2 separate regions of the Mus musculus genome follow, and region 2 is linked to region 1. The links are chromatin loops, found by intact Hi-C in ENCODE. Cell type or tissue: left cerebral cortex. All regions are shown on one strand.

Region 1 (8,000 bases):
GGTAAATAACAGGAGCCACGTGATTTAAGCAGCCGCCCTTTGGCCTTCCAGACTGGGATTTGAAAGCTTTCATGTTCCTAGCACTCTGTATAAGCATCTCAAGGGATTGGGGGTGCCAAGTACGTAAGAGAAGTGTAGAAAAGCATATTGCCTGGTTTTCAGGGAGTGAAATGATCTCTTAGGACTGCCTTAAGCCTTGGAATCCTAACTCAGTAAGCAGGTATGAAGCCCTAGGTTAAGCCCCATGTAGCACTCCAGAACCAGTTTTAGCTGAGTTTGATGCCAGCCTGGTCTACACATAGTGAGAGACTGTGTCTCAAAAAACAAAAAGAAAAAAAGTTCATCTTGAACTTTTTATCTGGGAGGTCAGAGCTCTGGTCACAGCTAGAATGTCACACAGGTTGGATGACATTAGTTGTATTGGCCAATCCTGCAGGACTCTACTTCCTCTCTGGGGACTTTTAACTTCCCTACCACAAGGTATTACACTTCATCACAGCTGGCTTCCTCAAGTTCAAGGTTTGTATCAGGCAGAGCAGAGCAAAGTATCTTTGGCTTTTCTCCCAATGTCAGCAGCATCTTTTGGATGCATCTTGTCTTGGAGAGGGGCCCCACCCAGGGTCTTCCCAGTGTTAGGCAGGTGCTCTAACCAAGCTATGCCCGCCCCTCTCCAACACATAGCACACTTGGTTTGTGATACTTGTCACTGACTTGACTGGCCTAGACACATACTCAGAGGGGTGTTTTACAAAGTGGGGCAATTCCTAATGTGTGTGTGGGGGCGGGGATTCAAGGAGCAGGTAGAATGCAGCCAGCAGGACTGGGGACTCTCTTTTGTCACCCGGAGAGCTTGTCCTTTTGGCTCAGGTGAGACTTCTATGTGACTCTCAGATTTGTTCCAATTCCCTACTATATCATTCAAGAAAGTAAACAAACCACAAGGAAGGAAGTTTATTTATCTCCCAACTCTCCGCCCTTCTCTCTAAAATCAGAGCCCAACAGCTAAGGCCTAAGGGTTCGGAAGTCCAAGTGTCCAAGTCAGAGGCCCAAGTCCAGCGAGTGACAGACCAGGGCCAGTCCATATCAGTCAGAACTCGAGGTTCATGTACAGTCTTAGATCTCGCTCCCAGGCTCTGCCCTTTTCTTCTTGCCTTCTGTTCTCCCTCTGACTCAGTGTGGCAACTCGAGGGACTCTCTCTCTCCCAGACACAGCCCGGGTATCCCGCGCTGCAAAGTGTGTGACTCGGGGTTGGGGTGGGGATCTATAACCCAATCCTTCCTGGTCCCTCTTGAGGATAGTGGGGATAGGGTTGGCACGGCCTTCACCCCGGGGTCCTAGCCCCATTCCTGGTTCCCAGCCACCTCTCAGCAGTAGCCTGAAGCCAGGACTGGAAGTGGGCACCCCAAGGGGAAGGTTGGAGGGCTGGGGTCTCCTGGACAGTGACAGCAGGTGAGCAGTAGATGTGTGGTGGTTGGAGTCTTCAAAGTGGGCACCACAGTCCTCACAGAACTGGGACGAGGAGGGGGTAGATCTGCAGAGAAAGAAATATGTTATAGGGGAGGAAAAAAAAAGATGAACAGAGCCTCAAGTTGTTCAGGCACCAGGCAGAGCAGAGCAAAGTACTTTTTGCCTTTCTCCCAATGTCAGCAGCATCTTTTGGTTGTATCTTGTCTTGGAAAGGGGCCCCAGGGTCTTCCCAGTAGGGAATATTTGGAATACTGTCAGGTAGGCCTCAAGCTCTCAGGAATAATGAGTAGTGCTGGCATTTATAAAGTGCAAACTGTGTGACAAGCACCATCCCATCCTACCCCATCTCTTTCCACATTAACCTACTGTATCTTAACACCCCTTTGAGGAAAAAGTCTTAGCCCCAATTCTCAGACAAGGACTGAGATTTGCAGACTTTAGGCTGGCACTGCAAATAAATGGAACCAAGATTCAAATGCACAAAGACCACGCCCATTGTTACTCTATGACTGAATATGCCAGAGGATGAATAGCCCCCTTTAGCTGCTGTGGGCCCTTAGTATGAGGTGCCCAGGAAAGGAAGAACACAATAAAGATGGGTGTAAGTGAAGGCTCCCTCCTCACCGGTTCTGGTTCTCAGGGCTCCTTGTCTCTCCATGACTCTCTCTGACCATACGGGCTACCTCAGGGAAGCCTGCTTCTTCAGCCAGCTGGGCAGCATCTCTGCCTCCCAGGTCACAGACTCCAACCCAGGCAGCTCCTCGGCCCAGGAGATAGCGCACAGCGGCGCCCTGGCCTGCTCGGGCAGCACACATCAAGGGAGTCCACCAGAAGGCATCACGAGCATTGATATTCCCTCCAGCTCCCCCTGCCTCTTGGGGTTCTAGCAGCCTCCGGAGTTCTGTCAGATCCCCATTCTGGGCTGCCAGCAGGATCCACTGGGCCATCCTGTCTTCATCCTCAAGTGCTCTTCCTTGTCTGGGGACTCCTGCTGCTGCAGGCTCCCTAGTCACTCTTCTTCTCTTCTTCTTCCTCTCCCTCATAGGTTCAGCTCTCTGGGGCTTAGAGGAACTACTGTCATCTGCGATTAGAGCCTCATAGAAAGCCCGGGCAGCAGCCCCGTCCAGGACAGGCTCTGCTTTCTCCTGCTGTGGTTGCTGCTGCCCATCCTTCCAGAGGTCACTGGAGTCAGCCGCTGGGGTAAATTCGATGAAGGATGGCCTAGACATGCCTGTGAGAGAAACAAGAAAATGAAGACTGGGCAAGGCAAGGATGTGACAAGCAAGCGATCCAACCATTCAGGTAGCTATTGTGAAGATGACCAGCACCACCTCTGGGGGCCCGCTGAGATGGGAAAGCAGCCTAGAACTAAAATGGGCCTCCCATCCCAAAACTGACTTCATAGTTAGGATTCTGTGGAGCCCGGGCCTCATGGGTAAAAGGGACCCCAGGAATAACAACAGATCCTGTCACGATGGGATGGGTAAAACAGACCCCAGGAACAACAGATCCTGTCATGATGTTAATAAAATTTCATGAGGGCATAGTAGATATGAATCTGTGTAGAATGCTTGTTTCAAATTTGAGAATTCTAGATTCTATCAATAACACAGAAAAGAAAAAGGGTAACAGGAAAAAAATATTCTACAAGACAGTTGTTAATGGGTTCTGTATTCAACTCCCATCTTCCTACAAACAAAAATGCCAGGCTCTCTCTGAAAACATTCCGCTAACACATACAGGAAATATAAGGTCGACACCCCCCCCCCTTTTTTTTTCGAGACAGGGTTTCTCTGTATAGCCCTGGCTGTCCTGGAACTCACTCTGTAGACCAGACTGGCCTCGATCTCAGAAATCTGCCAGCTTCTGCCTCCCAAGTGCTGGGATTAAAGGCGTGCGCCACCACTGGCCCGCACAGGTCGACCTTTTAAATCTTGCTCGATCTTATCTAGGGGTCCCCTTTTCCCAGATTAAAAACAGGCATGACATTACTCCGGGAGGTTTCTGGGGAAGCTGCATTGTCACTTCTGTACCGCAAAATGTCGCTCTTGTAATCTGTAAGATTGGATACAATCAAATAGCCACAGGGCAGAACGAGGCATGCGCAGGAGCAACAACAACAAAACATCCATAAGGTTCAAGTTTCCCGCGCTAGAACCTTTTCTAGCATCCTCGTAGTAAAGCATCGCGTGCCCAGTAGCGCGAGGACCCAAGGGGGAGCCTGTCGGTTGGGGTCCTGCTTTTACATAACGCCCCCACAATGCCCTTCGCCACCCTCCGCGTTCAGAAAGACTCTGAGGACACAGTGGGGAGACCTGTGGGATGCCGAGGAGCTGTGAGATGAAGTAACATCACGGTTACCCCTCACCACTGCTCTGAGCAGGGTTTGAAGAACAGTCAGGGTCATCAGCACAACTCTCTACCCCAGCTCTGAGGAGATGGAGAAGTACAAAGGGACAAGCGGCGGCAGAATGGCTGGCCCCACCTCAGGTTAGCTCGCAGGGCGGTCCAGGTTCTCACGCAGCGTGCACAGCTCAGCGCATCCCAAGCACACCCGACCTAAGTCCCTCACCACAACTCTGCGCATGCCGGAGCCCGAGCGCACTCTGTCGCGGGCCTGGCGAGAGAACCAGGATCCCGTGGGTTGGCCTGGCACAGGGAAGAGGGAGAAAAAAAAGCAAAGCGGAACGCTGAGGGAGCACCGCAGGGATGACAATCAGCCCGAGGACCTACCCGGCAGCTTAGCGAGCCTAACAAGACTATATTTCCCAGGCTTCCTGGTCGGGAAGACCCCCTGCTCCGCTTCCGCTTCCGGTGGCGCCTCGGTTCGCCCCGCCCCCAGGCGGCTTCCTCTAGGGCCTCGCGGCCCTTAGAGAGTCATGCGCGGGTCCTCTTGGGATTGGTAGTTTGTCTTCCCCTCATTTCGTCAGTTTCTCTCTGCCGACGGGACTACATCTCCCGGCGTCCACGGAGGTAGGGGGCGGTTCTTAGCGCCTGCGCGTTGCCCTTTTCTCACCCAAATCCTCACCAGTTTCCAGTGGCCCCCCCCCTCCCTACTTCGTCTGCTGCGGCCGGGTCGGCTTTTTGCGCTGTAGTGGTCTCTGCGGTTCCTTGGAAGCACAGCTCCCCTTCCCCGCCCCAGTCCCAGTCCCCGTCCGGCCGGTGAGTGTGGGGTTGTCCCCGCGTCGAGTCGCCCGTCCCTGGGCGCGGCACTCTGGTTGGAGCTCCTCGATGTGGGGGCGACGAAGGAAGTGACCGGGTCGGTAGCCGAAGGAGGTCGGGGGCCCTGGGCGAGAGGAGGCGGCTTTTGGGGACGCTCGTGAGACCCACAGAAGTGTGGTGCCTTCGCCAACCCTGCGAGTGCAGGAGAGGCCGGCTCTGTTGGGGAAAATGAACTTCGGAAGCCTTGGGACAGGCGCCAGGAACATGCAGGCACCTGCGGTGGTGGGGAGCCGGAGCCGAGGGCCCTGTCGCGGCTGACATGGAGGGGAGAGGGGCCTGGCTTTGAGGAGCGCCAGGGACGAGGGTCACACTAACAGATCAGGACCTGTCATTTTCTGGAAAGTAGCGAAACTTATTGCCAGCACACTGCAAGGGGGCTGAGGTGAAGGAGAGAAGCTTGGAGATGCTTCAGAGGCCGGGATCCTTCAAGCCTGGCTGGACTCAGATTCTTCCGTTGTTGTGGAGAATGTGTGGGAGGAGGGAAGAGACAAGAAACAGCTTGGTCTCCACTTACTTAACGCTCTTCTTTCACAGCGGACATAAAGATGAGTAGCTCTGAGGAGGTGTCCTGGATTTCCTGGTTCTGTGGGCTCCGTGGTAATGAATTCTTCTGTGAGGTGAGTTTAGGTCGGCCAACTCCACATGCCCTCGATGTTTTATTTTATGTTGTTTGAGAGCAGATTTCGACGGAACTCACTATGCAGCCTAGACTGGCCTTGAACTCCTGGCAGTCCTACTTCCTCAGTCTCCTGAGTGCTAGGATTTCAAGGTTTTGTCAATATGCATGGCTAACAGAGGTACCTCTGGGTGACCACTAGGATAATTAAAATATTTCATGTTAAAGTTGGGTAATGTGCAAAGCCCGGTGGCTTCAGTAGAAAATTACAAATGCCTTTCAGAAACTAAACTGTTTAGCCTTCATGATTCCCAAGTCTTCAACTCAGAGAGTTTGCTATCCCCAAGAAGATGGCAAGTGCGGTTTCTAAAATAAGCTTGTGTCGAAGCTGAATAATGTCTATGTCTTTGCTGGAGATGGTTAGCCTTAAAGAAAGGGCCTGCAGTTTTTATGAGACTTCAGTACCTCTGCAGAATTGGGAATAGGACACGAGAGGTGACTTGGCTGAGGATAAGACATCTCTTGGGCCCAGGTGGAAGATGGGCCTTCCTATATTATTTTCAACCCCTTGGCTTCCCTGTGCCCGTAGGTGGATGAAGACTACATCCAGGACAAATTTAATCTTACTGGACTCAATGAGCAGGTGCCTCACTATCGACAAGCTCTGGACATGATCTTAGACCTGGAACCTGGTAATGTGCCCTTAGGGTTGTTGCTGACTGTGGGGTTGGTGATAAAGTGTGCACTCCCCTCCATAGGTGCTTTGTTTTCATTTTCTTCTAGTCTCTGCTCACTGGCCTCTTGAGGTGGTTGTTGTGGGAGGTGGAAACTGGGTTTTCTTTTTTCTTTTTCATATATATATATTTTATGTATATAAGCACACTAAAGCTGTACAGGTGGTTGTGAGCCTTCATGTGGTTGCTGGGAATTGAATTTAGGAACTCTGCTCTCGAGTCAAACCCGCTCACTCAGTCCCTGCTCACTCTGGCCCAAAGATTTATTTATTATTATAAATAAATACACTGTAACTGTTTTCAGACACACCAGAAGAGGGCATCAGATCCCATTACAGATGGTTGTGAGCCACCATGTGGTTGCTGGGATTTGAACTCAGGACCTTAGGAAGAGCAGTCAGTGCTCTTAACCGCTGAGCCATCTCTCTGGCCCGAGACAGGTTTTCTTGGGTAGCCTTGTCTGTTCTAGAACTCATTCTGTAGACCAGCCTGTCCTTGAACTCACAGAGATCTGCTTGTCTCTGCCTCCTGAGTACTGGATCACAGACTGGCTTGCTTCTTGAATTTCTAAATTTCCTTTTAATAATCCAGCTCTCTCTCCTATCCCCAGATCCCTTGCTCCTGTCTTTTCTCCCCCACCTCAAGGCCCAAGCATTCATAACCCAAACTGGACTTTACCCCTTGGTCTTTCTGCCCTGCTTTCGATGGCTGAGTCGTGGCACACACAGCAGTGCTTGGCTTCTTCACTGTTTTGATTCCTTATGACTCTTGCTTTGTCTCCAAGCTCTCTGAAAGTAGCTCAGTTCTGGTTCGTAACGATAGTTTCCTCTCGGGTTTGGTGTGCTGCTGCCTCTTCCCCTCTGCTGCTCTAGAGGGCCTCCTCTGCGTTTGTGTGTTTACATTTACTTACTGTGAAAAGAGAGGCAGGCAGAGACTAAAGAGGAACACAGAGAAGGCCCTGCCGAGCAGTCTTGCTTTGTAGAAGAATCAAAAGCCCAGGTTTCTGGGTCAGATGTATAGATGATGGGTAGGGCAAGGCTCAGAAACAGGTACTAGAGAAACTGGAGGCGCCACCTTGCAGGTAAGGTGGGGTTACCCTGGAAAACTAAACAAGCGGCCACCCCACCCACGTTTCAGATGAAGAGCTGGAAGACAACCCCAACCAGAGCGACTTGATCGAACAGGCAGCTGAGATGCTTTATGGGTTGATCCACGCCCGCTACATCCTCACCAACCGAGGCATCGCACAAATGGTGAGGCTCTGCTCCTTCTGCAGGAAGGGAAACAGGTGCATGGGTCCGAGGCCTGGTTCCTACCTGGCAAGGAGCGTGGCAGAGGAGAGAGGGAGAGACCCAGAGCTGGGCTGAGGAGTGAATCCTCACTCAGGGTCCCATTGAAGGTGTTTTAAGGAAGGGAGATGAAACCGGAAAACGAAGGAGTTTGCAGGGAACAAATAGCAAATGGCCCCTGGGCTCTGCAGACTGCCCCACAAAGGAAAGGCACTTGAGTTTGAGGACCTATCTCGACAGAGAGGGGGCTTCTAGTCAGAAGTGGGAGACATGGGGGGGGGGGACCATGAAATGAGTTGAGATTGCCTCTTCATGCTCACCCACCAGTCCCTTCTGTTTTACACACCTTAGTTGGAAAAGTACCAGCAGGGAGACTTTGGCTACTGTCCTCGTGTATACTGTGAGAACCAGCCAATGCTTCCTATCGGTGAGTGTTGAAAGCCAGAAGCTGCCTTCCTGTACTCAGTGCCCGAGTCCTTTGGGAGGTTGGGGAGCGCTAGGGATACCTGGTCTGCAGTCTGGCTGTCTATCTCCCAGGCCTTTCAGACATCCCAGGCGAGGCCATGGTGAAACTCTACTGCCCCAAGTGCATGGACGTGTACACACCCAAGTCCTCCAGACACCACCACACGGACGGCGCATACTTCGGCACTGGTTTCCCTCACATGCTC
Region 2 (8,000 bases), 120 kb after region 1:
GTAGTCACCGTGTAAGGAGGTCTAACGGGCACGCATTTGTCCCTCCCCAAGCTCAGTGACTCACGTATCGGAAAGGCAGCAGTAAGGCTGTCACAGCAGCTAAGTCAGCCAGAGTGGGGGCATCTCCAGCCAGGTAGGTGTGCAGCCGCAGCCAGTCCTCCAAGGGGTTCAAGGCCTTGCCCAGGGCCCCAAGGGCAGCCTAACAGGAAAGGATAGTGTTATGACAGGCTTACACCCTTATCTCAGTGGTCCTTCCCAATGCGGAGACCCTTTACTACAGCTCCCCATGTTGTGGTGACCCTCCCACACCATAAAATTACTTTTGTTGCTACTTCATAACTGTAGCATTGCTGTGGTAATGAGTTGTAATATAATATCTGTCTGTTTTTTTAAAAGATTTATTTATTGTATTTAAGTACACTGTAGCTGCCTTCAGACACACCAGAAGAGGGTGTCAGATCTCATTACAGATAGATGGTTGTGAGCCACCATGTGGTTGCTGGGAATTGAACTCAGGACCTCTGGAAGAGCAGTCAATGCTCTTACCTGCTGAGCCATCTCTCCAGCCCATTATCTGTCTTTTAATGTTTTTCTTAGGCGACCCCTGTGAAAGGGTCATGACCCCCCATTACGTTTGTTGCTACTTCATAACTGTGGCATTGCTATGGTAATGAATCTTAATATCTGTCTTTCAATGTTTTTCTTGGTGACCCCCGTGAAAGGGTCATTTCCATCCCCTCAGAAGGGTCCTGACCTGGGCAAGGTTAAGAGCCACTACTCCACCTGTCCACGACCTTCCCAGACTCAAGCCACTGACCACCAGGTCTCAGGCTCCTTCCTTCCTCATTCACAAGGTCACTATAAATAGTTCTCCTGGGTGTGGTACCATGCCCTTAACCCTAGGTCTCCGAAGGCAAGGCAGAGGGATCTGCCTTTAAAGCTTGCTAGTCTTCACAACCAGTCCCACTTCAGGTAAGGCTACATAGTTAAGACCCTGTCTTAAAGCAACAACAAAACTCTAGTCTGGCTGAAAGTTCAAGGAAGAGTACTTAGCATAGCATGCAGGAGGCCCCTGGATTATATACATTATAGGACTGGAGAGGTGAATGACACAGATCAGCGTTTGTAACACTGGCTGCTCTTAGAGAGTTTGGTTCCAGGAGCCCACATGGTGGTGCACAACAGTCCGTAAACCAAGTTATGACAACACCTCGTTACATGTCCCCAGATTCCTTGGCCACTAGGCACACAAGTGTACACACACACACACACACACACACACAAGCAAAACACTTATACACATAAAATAAAAATCGAATACACACAAGTATTTTGTGTGTGTGATTTATCCAACAAGTTATCACTAAACACTTAAGTTTATGAGTCCAAGGAAACATATCAGGCTCTAAAGTTAAAGGATTATATGAAACAAGACTGCCAGGTCTGGGCATCAATAGATTTCACCCAGGAAAACCACAAATGAGCGCAGGTCTGAAGTACTACCCCGCAGGAATGAGGCTCTCTGTTAGTCCATCCAGATATGAAGAAGCCAGTCACCATCTGCACTGTTCCTTCATTCCCCCACTGAAGTGACACTAGGCAGCCACCATGCACTCCCTACCCTGCAGGGGCAGAGCTTTCAGTTAAGGCAGACACAGGTCTACCCTGGAAGGACTCACAGAAACAATCTGGTGTGTCATCTGTCCTCTCCCTGCCTCTCCTTCAACTTCAAGCCTCCTCTGACTCCTCCCAGCAACTGTCATCTCTCCCCAGTCTTCCCTACAGTTCAACATAAAACCGCTCACATCCTGCATCCCTGTCACACTTGCCAACCAGGGCCTTGTCAACCTCACCTAAGCCAGTGGCCCGTGCGAAGTGGGAAACTCAATTGGGAAAATGTCCCCACCAGACTGGCCTGTGGGTAAGCGTGTGGGGACGTTTTCTTAACTAATGATTATGTGGAGGGCCAGTCCATTGTAGGGGATACCACCCCTGGCAAAGCAGCCCTGGACGGTATAAAAGAGCAGGCTGAACAAGCTGTGGAAAGTGAGCCAGAAAGTATCGGTCCTGCACGGCCTCTTTTTGTTTCTGCTTCCAGTCACTGGTCTGACTTCCTTCAGTGATGGAGAGCTGTAACCTGAAACAATTCCTTTCTTTCCCAAGGCGCTTTTGGTCATGTTGTTTTAAACATGGCAACAGAAACCCAAAGACAGACTTGGGAATGCTTGGCACACCAGTGCGTTCGTTCCGAGCCATTCAGTTAGAGCGAGACCTAATTTAAAGACACACACACACACACACACACACACACACACACACTCCAAACGTAGTGAAAACAGCAAAACCACGCTCCACTCCCGGGCGCTCATGTATCACACCCCCGGAGGAAGGAAGAGATTTCATCATCTTGCATTCTCAGACATAGAAGACCAAGGCTCGAGAAAAAGTGTTCCCAAAGTTACTACACCAGGTGGCAGGCAGAGATGCGACCGCCTGACAACCGACTTTTTTCGTGGGATTCTTCCCAATCCTGTTTGTGTAGTCAGAATTTCTCCCTTTTTCTTCCCTCTCACCTGGGGATCCTGACCAGGACCTCGAAGTCCCAGGGCAGGCAGGGTCGCCCCGCAGGCAGCGGGTATGAGCTCCGTGTCAGCATAACTGACCCACTGCTGGACCAGGACAGCTGCCCGGCTGCCCCCGGGTCCCCCCAGGCCTGCAGGCCACAACAGCTGAGCTACAGCCGGGGCCCCCCACACCCACAGGCCGCCAGGTCCCTGCTCCAGGGCGGGCAGGCGAGGCGGAGGGAATGGAGTCCGGCTGCTCGGGGGAGGCTGCAAGCAGATGCGGGGGTGAGGGCCTCCCCACCCGGGACCGTCACCAGCTTCCCCGTATCGGGCAGCGATGAGGGCTCGGAGGCTGGGGAAGGCGTCGGGGTGAGGAGAGACGTAGAGGATGGACATGGCTGTGCAGGGTCCGAACGCGGTGCAGTGACCTGAGGAGAGACCCGGCAGATTGAGGAGGGGACCTGAGCACGTGCTGCAAGGTACGCAGGCGCCCGGCCGGACCCTAGGCCTGGCCGAGCAGCCGCCAGCAGCGCCTAGAGGAGGAGGCGGGACCCCGATCGCCCGCCCCCTCGGGTTGGAGAGGGGAGGCCGCGCCGCGTGTACGTACTGAAGGCGGCGATCACACTCGGCCGGCTACGGCCGCGGCCCCACAGGGCGGCCGGGGTGGAGGTGGCGGGCAGCGGAGGCAGCTCTCCCGCTGCGGGAGAACGCGGCCGGGACAGCGGCACCCACGTGTCCCCCCCTTTGTGACAGCGCACGTTTCCGGACTCGGGTCCTCGCAGGGCTGCCGGGCCCCGCCTGTGCGTGCGCGATCCCGAGGGTCCGTGCGCGGCCCACCGCTGCCGGACGGGTCAAGCAGGGGCCAGAGTGGCTCGTGCAGCACGGAGACGGGAACCCGCGTGCCGGGACGAGCCTGGGTCTGGGTCAGGCGCCGCCGCGGGCAGCCCGTGGCCCTCGGGTCAGGCGCCGCCGCGGGCAGCCCGGGGTCTTCGTGTCTAGAGCGCGGGAAAACGAAAGCCCTAGTGTCTGGAGTGCGTGCTTGGTCCCAGGTTTCCGCCTTTTGCAGGGCGAGCTGCAGAATCTCGGGCTGCTCCAAGTGAAAGACCCCACCATAAGGCTTAGCAAGTTAGCTGCAGTAACGCCATTTTGCAAGGCATGATAAAGTACCAGAGCTGAGTTCTCAAAAGTTACAAGGAAGTTTAGTTAAAGAATAAGGCTGAATAATACCGGGACAGGGGCCAAACAGGATATCTGTGGTCAAGCACCTGGGCCCCGGCTCAGGGCCAAGAACAGATGGTACTCAGATAAAGCGAAACCAGCAACAGTTTCTGGAAAGTCCCACCTCAGTTTCAGGTTCCCCAAATGACCGGGAAATACCCCAAGCCTTATTTAAACTAACCAATCAGCTCGCTTCTCGCTTCTGTACCCGCGCTTTTTGCCCCCCAGCCCTAGCCCTATAAGAAGGGTAAGTACTCCACACTCGGCGCGCCAGTCATCCGATAGACTGAGTCGCCCGGGTACCCGTGTTCCCAATAAAGCCTTTTGCTGTTGCATCCGAATCGTGGCCTCGCTGATCCTTGGGAGGGTCTCCTCAGAGTGATTGACTACCCAGCTTGGGGGTCTTTCACAAGCAGTGCCTGGCTGCTGGGAGCTGTTGCTGTAGGGAATGAAAGGTTGGTAATTCCCTGGCGTTGGTAAATGCACCGTGCGTTCCGCGTCTCTTGCTTGTATTTATCTTATGCTTTTAGAAAGCGTACTGATGGGGTGTGCTCAAGGCCATGTCAGGCTTTTGGTAACGGAGTGCACCGCCAGTTCGCGGAAGATCCTCGGATCTAACCCAGGTAAAACAGGAAAGGGGCTCTAGGTGCTGAGCGCTCACTGCCTGACATGGAGTCACGTGAAGGAAGGGCAGGGGACCCAAAGGCAGAAGCACTCCAGCTGGTCTACTAAAGCTCAAACCTAGAGGGAAAACATAAGTTCGCAGTGCTTTTGAGAGGCCACTGCTAGCCTGGCAGTGGTGGCGCATGCCTTTAATCCCAGCACTTATGAGTGTGAGGCAGAGGCAGGCGGATTTCTTGAGTTCGAGGACAGCCAGAGCTACACAGAGAAACCCTGTCTCGAAAAACCAAGAAAAAAAGAAGAAGAAAAGAAAGGGGGGTTGGGGGAGAAAGGCCTGTTGGGATAATCTCTTGTGTACTGTGTAAAGTTGTCTTTGTATTATTCAAAAGTACACGGAGAGAGAAATCAGGCAGAAAAACTTCATGCCAGCTGTAGACAAGAGTGCTTACAGGTCCTTTACAAGGTACAGAAATGGATTGGGCCAAACATGGCAGATCTATGCAACACCTAACCACCATTGTTTCCAACCAGGTGATGAAGTCTCGATCACTAGACGGGAGATGCTGCCAAGTGCCCCAGACGGGATCAAGACTCCAATGACAACCATAAGATTCCCTAAAGCTAAGACACTGCAGATCTTGACTCTGCTGATTTCTATAGGTGTGGTCCAAACTAGTCCTATGCCCCATGAACCCCATAACCTTACTTGGGTTATAACTAACACTGCTACGGGGACTGTAATTAACTCGACCTCCCACCTCGCCCCCATTGGAACTTGGTTTCCTGATCTTGTTTTTGATTTGTGTGCACTAGCGGATGGGACCTGGGATCCCCTGGGCCTTGTATGGGGGTGTCAACATCCAGCTCAACACAGTGAACTTCGGAGAACCCCCTTCTATGTCTGCCCTGGAGAGGGGAGGTCTCCACAGCAGACGGCTACCTGTGGAGGACCAGAGTCATACTTCTGTGCATATTGGGGTTGTGAGTCGACTGGGTCCATCTCCTGGACGCCACCGATAAAAGATGACCTCATCAAGGTCCAAAGGAGCCCTGGATCGGAATCCCAAGGATGGGGGTATGGATTGCAGCCCAAGCTGGATGCAAATGATCTTGGTGGGCCATGTTCCTCCAACTGTAACCCCATTACAGTTCAGTTCACCCCCAAGGGAAAAGAAAGCGTAGGATGGGAAAAGGGAAAGACATGGGGACTAAGACTGTATGTGTCTGGATATGACTATGGAGTAATGTTTACGATCCAACTCTCTGCCCGACAGGGCATGCCTTTAGGCCCCAATCCAGCCCTGCCCCCTGTTGGACTCACGGTGACTCAATCACAAATCACAGTCCCCATTTCTCAGGAACTTAGACCCAGGTCTGGGCCATGGGACTTGCTTAAGGCCACTTACCTGGTATTGAATAATTCTAAACCAGAGCTTACAAGTAAATGTTGGCTCTGCTTGGATGCCCAGCCACCCTATTATGAAGGAATAGCCGTTCCTGGAAATTATACCACCTCTACTGACAACAAGGACTGTCGTTGGCAGTATCCAGGTAAAGGGAGACTAACCTTAGAGCTAATTCAGGGAAAAGGACTCTGCTTTGGGACAATACCCCACACCCATAGACATTTATGTAATAGCATCCAGGAAGCCCCAGACAGGGATGCTTACATTATACCCCCCATCAATACATGGTGGGCATGCACTACTGGGCTGACATCTTGCATCCACACCCAGGCTCTTAACCTCACAAATGGATTTTGTGTACTGGTCCAGCTTGCCCCTAGAATTCTTCGTTACTCTGATGAGATGGGGACCAGACTATCTCCATTCCCAGCTGCTCGAGCGAAGCGGGCTACTGTTGCCGAGATCCTGGGTGCATCAGCCTTCGACTTCCAAGATGAGAATTATAAAGTGTTAAGCTCTGCCATAGATGCAGATTTAATGGAACTAGGGAAATCCTTATCCAAGTCCAAAACCTCATTAACTTCTCTAAGGGAGGCCACCCTTCGAAATCAGCGGGAACAAGACTTCCAATCTCTGCAACAGGATGGACTGTGTAAACCTCTGGAGAAAAGGTGCTGCACCTTTGTGGATAACTTAAAGCATGCGAGGGAGTTATTGGCTAAGGTGAGGAAACGTCTAGAAGACAGGAAAAGGGAAATGGAACAGGGTCAGCCTGTTTGGATTACAGTTATTGCAACTCTGTCTGGATTCTTGGGCCTGGTCATACTCATTGTGATATGCAAGCTCTATGTTGTTAACCCCCTGATGGATTCATCAAGGACCAGGTCTCCACCATCCGACACGTATTAAAATGCTAACCCTTGGATTCTGCTCAAGGGTTTGAGATGGACTCTTAAGGTGAGAGAGAGTGATCCTAACTTACTCCATTTTAAGACAGGCTGCTAGGTCAGGCCTTAAGTTTAGTCTCAGAAAAGCCATAAAGAATGGGCAGCCAAGCCAGGCGTGGTGGCACACACTTTTAATCCCAGCACTTGGGAGGCAGAGGCAGACGGATTTCTGAGTTCGAGGCCAGCCTGGTCTACAGTGAGTTCCAGGACAGCCAAGGCTACACAGAGAAACCCTGTCTCGGAAAAAAAAAAGAATGGGCTGCCAATCCACAGCCACCCTGACAACGGGGGGTGGGGGTGGGGTAGCTAAAGCCAATTTGAAGAAAGCCCCTATGAAAGGGCGCTTTTTCCTTCAAGGTACAGACCAGTCCAAAATGTACAGACACCCCTCACTATGAACACAAACAATCCTGGTGTAAATTACCTAACTACAGTTGGAAATCTAACTGGCTTTAAAAGGAAAAGAGAGCCTGCCGTCTCTTTGTGGTTGCCATTTTATATAGATGATATATATTGAGCTTTGGTCTGTTATGCTTTGGAATGCTTAGTGCAAGCCCTGGTTGCCCCAGAGACCCAAGTGATGTTATGTGACCTTGACCCTAAGTTACTTCTGGTTGGTGAATAAAGATGCCTGCAGTCGATAGCTGGGCAGGAGAGACCAGGGTGGGGTTTAGGGTTCCTGAGCTTGGGGTTGTAAGAGAAGCACCAGGAGGGCGAGAAGGTGAAGGGAGGAGGAAGCGGGCGTGGATTGGGTGAGTTGTGGAATGATGGCTATGTGGGTTGGCTAATTGGAGTTAAGAGCAGCCCAGATGGAAACATGAGGAATTAGATGATGGCTTACTGGCTGGGGAGTAGGCATACTAGTGTAGAGGATAGATATCTGCCCAGCTCTTGTGCTGATTAAGGCTTGTTATAAATAAAAAGGTTGTCTGTTTCTTTTATCAGGGAAGTAAATGGTCCAAGGTAGAAACCCCTGTGGTTCTGCATTTGGTTTCTCTGCTGGGGGGTTGGACTGCTGCTTGGGGAGGTGAAACGCAGGGGCACCAGGCTGCATCTCTCTCTCCCCACTGGGATGCCGGGTTCATGTGATGCCTCTGACATATCACCCACACAGCCTAAGATATGGGCCCTTCTTGCGCGCGCTCGACTGGCCAGGAAGAACGACGCTGCAACAGGATCCTTCTGCACATGTTTATTGGGAGAGCTTGATTGTAGAGGCGAAAAGACCTCGAGCCCAGAACTGG

The links. Hi-C counts contacts between places; a loop is a spot of excess contacts. Peaks named below come from ENCODE experiments on the same cell type or tissue, not always from the same donor. Only the 100,000 strongest peaks of a DNase experiment are listed, where the experiment ranks them.
Region 2: it touches region 1 in a loop (2.8-fold over the local background); 9 of 42 quality-filtered maps call a loop at or near these places.

The regions. Positions count from the first base shown.
Region 1 is chr17:35,117,752-35,125,751 of GRCm38, reverse strand. It overlaps Csnk2b (casein kinase 2, beta polypeptide), which reads left to right and starts at 4,460. Exons shown (of 7, transcript NM_009975.3): 1 at 4,460-4,630; 2 at 5,225-5,307; 3 at 5,896-5,998; 4 at 7,178-7,293; 5 at 7,681-7,756; 6 at 7,867-8,000. The coding sequence starts at 5,236. It overlaps Gpank1 (G patch domain and ankyrin repeats 1), which reads right to left and starts at 2,800. Exons shown (of 2, transcript NM_032460.2): 1 at 2,093-2,800; 2 at 937-1,532. The coding sequence starts at 2,766. The coding sequence ends at 1,088. It overlaps Gm20522 (predicted gene 20522), which reads left to right. Exons shown (of 3, transcript NR_168268.1): 2 at 437-519; 3 at 2,514-3,017. It also overlaps a transcript of Ly6g5b not described here. In left cerebral cortex, CTCF peaks have their summits at 3,498, 5,493 and 6,350 (motif pointing right); DNase peaks (open chromatin) are centred at 3,637, 4,346 and 5,190; H3K4me3 peaks cover 2,978 bases; H3K27ac peaks cover 2,429 bases.
Region 2 is chr17:34,996,404-35,004,403 of GRCm38, reverse strand. It overlaps D17H6S56E-5 (DNA segment, Chr 17, human D6S56E 5), which reads left to right and starts at 3,658. Exons shown (of 2, transcript NM_033075.3): 1 at 3,658-4,237; 2 at 4,935-7,680. The coding sequence starts at 4,231. The coding sequence ends at 6,718. Vars (valyl-tRNA synthetase) reads right to left here and starts at 3,497. Exons shown (of 30, transcript NM_011690.3): 1 at 3,172-3,497; 2 at 2,574-2,992; 3 at 65-199. The coding sequence starts at 2,960. In left cerebral cortex, no CTCF peak of the experiment used is centred here; DNase peaks (open chromatin) are centred at 2,361, 2,767, 3,404 and 3,471; H3K4me3 peaks cover 2,295 bases; H3K27ac peaks cover 1,201 bases.